2 separate regions of the Homo sapiens genome follow, and region 2 is linked to region 1. Evidence: read pairs that join two places in POLR2A ChIA-PET (ENCODE). Cell type or tissue: IMR-90. All regions are shown on one strand.

Evidence for each region. ChIA-PET counts read pairs that join two places held together with the same protein. Peaks named below come from ENCODE experiments on the same cell type or tissue, not always from the same donor. Only the 100,000 strongest peaks of a DNase experiment are listed, where the experiment ranks them.
Region 2: POLR2A ChIA-PET joins it to region 1 with 12 read pairs; 2 of 35 experiments call an interaction of 5 or more read pairs at or near these places.

What each region holds. Positions count from the first base shown.
Region 1 is chr15:39,585,660-39,588,159 of GRCh38, forward strand. It overlaps THBS1 (thrombospondin 1), which reads left to right. Exons shown (of 22, transcript NM_003246.4): 8 at 1,688-1,861; 9 at 2,383-2,500. THBS1-IT1 (THBS1 intronic transcript 1) reads left to right here and starts at 467. Exons shown (of 1, transcript NR_186398.1): 1 at 467-1,594. In IMR-90, no CTCF peak of the experiment used is centred here; a DNase peak (open chromatin) is centred at 992; H3K4me3 peaks cover 110 bases; H3K27ac peaks cover 206 bases.
Region 2 is chr15:40,097,414-40,099,913 of GRCh38, forward strand. The region is part of intron 4 of BMF (Bcl2 modifying factor); the gene reads right to left. Among named protein-coding and RNA genes, the nearest start is that of BMF, 10 kb to the right of the region's middle. RefSeq lists enhancers at 13-526, 1,173-1,742 and a silencer at 723-772. In IMR-90, no CTCF peak of the experiment used is centred here; a DNase peak (open chromatin) is centred at 1,498; H3K27ac peaks cover 2,376 bases.

The DNA.
Region 1 (2,500 bases):
CTCCATCATGCTTCCATTCAGTTTCTTGCTGCAGCAGCTGGTTAACTGACAGCTTATCTGCTGTACAGAGCCAAAACTCCATTATGAGTACATCGTAATTACCCATCTGGATTGCAGTAATGGCAGTGAAGATCTTGGTATAGCTCATTAATTCTGATTTTTTGCTTTGAGGAAAAGAGATGAAGACGTGGCAGCAACAGCTCTAAGTTGACTGCTTTTAGAATTTGACCTTAGTGGCACAGAGTTAAGAAAAATCTGCTCACCAGAGATATTGACAGGCTTACTGTGTAAGCATTGGCCTGATCGGGCCTGGAAGTTTTGCCCCTTTCATCTGTAGGGATAAGAGGGCCTAAGAGAATAGCAGCAATCTGAGCTCTAGAGCACCAAAAGAAATAAGGCACGATATCGTTCCATGGCACGTTATCCCTGGCTTTTGTTACCAGTAAAATGAATGACTTTGCTGAGACAATACTTAGTGTAGCAGGTACAAGTTATAAAAGTGATTCATTACAACTAAGATAAGGAAGAAAACAGGAAAACAGCACTTGCCCTTCACACACACAGAAACACACATGCACACACACACAAACACACCCTTGTCACAGCTCAGAATAACCAATTCCATCCAGGGATCATATTAGCGATATTGGCACTGTAATGGTCGTTTTTACATTTATTTTCTGTTCCGCATTCACTTAACATGTGCGTTAAAAGGAACAAAGCTAGCTGGAGGTAGCAAAGTTTTGAACTTGAATCAGGGATTGCTAAGAAAACTTACAACTAATGACCACAGAAAGTAAGTTCTTTGTCTTCTGTCTGATACAGCTAGATGTGATTGTAGCCGTGGTGCCTGGGCAGATGGTAAACAAACATGCTGTCCTCTTATGACAATATGTGCAGAGAAGGCCCCAAACGCTGGGGTGAGAGGAACAACAAACTGACTAACTCACGGCCGAGTTGGAGCCAGAACCAACAACAGCTCGGCTGCCTTCACACTCATCTGTCAAACACATGGTGTATGGCTCCCCTGACAGAAATGACTCCTATAAGCTTCCTCATACTCGCGCATTCTTGGAAGTCTGAGACTGGAAATGCCTACCCAGATATGTTAAGTCAGTAAAGGAAAACTCATTTGCAATGCTGAGAGGAGAAAGAAAATCAATGAATAGGAGAGCATACACTGTGGGAAGGCTCAGCTGTACTGAGCCAGGCAAAGCATCCGATTACCCCACTGCTGTACACATCATGACCTGGGATAAACCCCTGGGCCGTTGGCCTAAGAAATATGTTGCTTTTCATCCTGTATAACTGCAACTTTGTGCCGGCTCATATTATGTTCTAGAGAGCTCATGTACACCATGGTGACCATAGTTAATAATACTGGATTGTATGCTTAAAATTTGCTAAGAGAGTAGATCTTAAGTCATCACCAAAAAAAGTAACTGTAAGATGATGGAGATGTGTTAATTAGCTTGACGGTGGTAATCACAATATATGTGTATATCAAAACATCACATTATACACCTTAAATGTATATAATATTTGTCAATTATACCTCAGTAAAGCCAAAAAGAAATAAATATATTGCTTTTCACCCTCTGGCAAGTGGAGGGCCCTGAACAGAGCCCTCTAAAGAACAGCTTGTCCTAATCATCACGTACCTGATGAACCTCTGTTTCCCCTGCAGCCAGCGACTCTGCGGACGATGGCTGGTCTCCATGGTCCGAGTGGACCTCCTGTTCTACGAGCTGTGGCAATGGAATTCAGCAGCGCGGCCGCTCCTGCGATAGCCTCAACAACCGATGTGAGGGCTCCTCGGTCCAGACACGGACCTGCCACATTCAGGAGTGTGACAAGAGATGTAAGCATCTTAGCCTCTCAGGGACGTGGAGAACTGACCTGTCCTTGTTGTCGTCACCAAGGGCAGCTCCACAGCATGTATATTAAGAACACGGGTTCTAGGATCTCTGGATCCCAATCCCACTGCTTAGCTGTGCACCCTTGAACACAACTTACCCTCTCTGAGGCTCTTTCCTCATTTGCAACTTGGAGATAATAATAGTTCTTGATAAGTTTATCTTGAGCATTTTATTTAGATACTGCATGTAAAGCAGTTAGCACTGAGTTTTGGTTTATGGTAAGCACCCTGTAAATGTTAGGATATTAACAGCAACCCATAAAAACAGCGAACTTATCCGTTCTCTGGTAGAAAACATTCCATGTTGACATTTGGGCATGTGGCCAGGAGCCAATTTCTACCGTACACTGGGTTTAGTTGCCATTGACCATTTCCTGGAAATACTTCTGCGTGCTCCTGATGGGAGCCTCTATTTGGCTGTCTCTAAGCCAAAACCATTTGTGACCATCAACTCTGTACTTTAGTTAAACAGGATGGTGGCTGGAGCCACTGGTCCCCGTGGTCATCTTGTTCTGTGACATGTGGTGATGGTGTGATCACAAGGATCCGGCTCTGCAACTCTCCCAGCCCCCAGATGAACGG
Region 2 (2,500 bases), 510 kb after region 1:
GAGAAGAGCAAGAGCACCTAGCTGAGTATCACATGAGGCAGAGCGGGTTGGGGCAGCAAATGTGTGCTTCCTTGTACCCTTGTTTTCCGGAATGTGATTGCTGGGCAGCAGGTATGGGGCGATTGGACCATGGTTCCAGAATCCATCAAATCTGTATGACGCCTAGCTCAGCAAATTACGGTGTGACTTGGACATGTTACCTCACTTCTCTGAGCCTCAGTTTCCTATAACACAGTGGCAATGGAGTCTAAAAGTCCAAGGTTGCTGTGGTGATTACGTAAGAAAAATATACATGAAGCACTGGGCCTGGGGGCTGCAAGGAGCAGGCTCCTCCTTCCCTGGGGAGCACAAGGAAAACCTGGGACTCACTGGCTTTGCAGAGCACGTCTCTCAATATGCTCTGCAACAGGGCCGGCCTGGGGAGCACCATCTTCCCGGCAGACTCACGAAATCCCTGGGAGATCCCTGACTTTCTGCTTTGAGACTGCCCACAGCAGCCACAGGCCATGGGGCTCAGGATTCTAGGCTGCCAGGGTAAGCCAAGGATTCTGAAACCCAGAGGGCAACCCCTTGGACCCAGTGGGCCCACTGCCTCAGACTGCTTCTGACCCAGAGGCCCGAGGAACGAGCAACGTGGCAAAACGGAAAAGGAAAAAAAAGACTCCTTGCCAAGAGCTTCCTCAGCCCAGCCAGCAGTGTTAACAGGACATTGAAGCCACCATGGCCACGCCCATTGCTTCTCTAAGGAAAAAAGAGCAGTCCGAAGCCAGCCAGCTCTCAGTGGAAGATGGCAAGGCTTCCTCTAACGCAACTGGAAGACACTGGCTCCAGCCACTGGGGGTTGAGGGGTACGGTTCGGGGACAGAGCTGTGCTGCACCATCCATGTCCCCAGACCCTTGTTTTGCACCTCCACAGCCTGGAGGGAGGAACTACTGAGACCCTTACTCAGTTTCCTTCAAGCTGAGAACAGCTCCATCAAACTACTGGGCAACTTCTTCAGAGCTCAGAAGGGCACAATGGTGTGTGCCCTGGTTAAAGAAGGGAGAGGGAGGGGGTTCGGGGGACAAGCCTGTTGTGTGTATTATGCTATGCAAAATAACCCCAGGTTCTGACACTCGACTTGGGGTCTTTTCAGCTGACTGTTCATGTCCTGTCCAGGACCAGGTCAAGGCAAACCAGGCAAGGAGGAAGGATGGAACCCTCCCCTTCACACACGGACTGATTGTGTGCTCTGGTCATGGAACATGACCTCTTGGCTGCCAGACATGGATCAAAAGGCAAACCAGTCATTTTTCTTTAACCTTCTTTCTTTGTGTCTCCCTTAGTCCCCTCCTCCCATCACCCACTTTCCAAAAAAAAAAGCCAATTTCCATCCCATGGCAGGCCTTGGTGGGGAGGGAATGAACTCTCCGGAACTACAAGGCCCTTCTCCTGGAAGAGAGAGCAGTCAGGTGCAGAGTGTGTGGGGAACTCAGCCTCTAGTCTGCCACGCTGATGACTCAGAAGCTAAATATAGCGAGCGATATAAACAGAGCCAGCCACAGAGCAAACACAGGGCCCCCAGCCCCGGCGCTGGCTCTCACGCACTCTGGCTCTCCGCAGTCCCTCCCCCAGCCTCATTCTTCCCCTGGCACTGTCCTAGGTGGGCCTCCCACTCCTGGGACAGAGGCTGGCTTCCTAGGGACCCATCTCACTCTATAGCAAACCTCTGGGGCCCCTGCCCGGGGCTGTCCCATCTAGACGCTGAGCAACCTAGTTAGCCAGCTTAAGTTCCAGAAAACCACTCACTAATAACTAGAGAATCCCAAAGTGTCAGGAAGCAATCAGGGGCTCCCTGAACAAAGGATCCAGTCTGCTAGGCAGAGAAGCTGCTAGTTAATAAACCATGCAAACACCAACTCGGGTACAACTTCCAAAAGAGCTCCCCAAATTACAAAGTCAGGTCCAAGCAAAATCCTAAAGTCATCTTTTAACATATTTCTAAAAGTACTCAACTGTCCCTGACTTAATAGTTATTTGTATCACAACTCCTAAAGGCCCTTCACATCAACTAGGCAAGGTAAGTATTAGAAACCAAGACTAAGCCGGGTGCAGTGGCTCACACCTGTAATCCCAGCACTTTGGGAGGCCGAGATGGGCGGATCGCCTGAGGTCGCGAGTTCAAGACAAGCCTGACCGACATGGAGAAACCCCGTCTCTACTAAAAATACAAAAATTAGCCAGGCATGGTGGTGCATGCCTGTAATTCCAGCTACTCAGGAGGCTGAGGCAGGACAATCACTTGAACCCGGAGGCAGAGGTTGCAGTGAGCCGAGATCGCACCACTGTACTCCAGCTTGGCAAGAAGAACGAAACGCTGTCTCACCAAAAAAAAAAAAAAAAAAAAAAGGCTTGGAGAGATTACATGATTTGCCCACGAACACATAACTTATAAGTGGCAGAGCTGGGATTTTAACAGATCTGCCTACAAGTCTAGGATCCTTTTTGTGATATTACAGC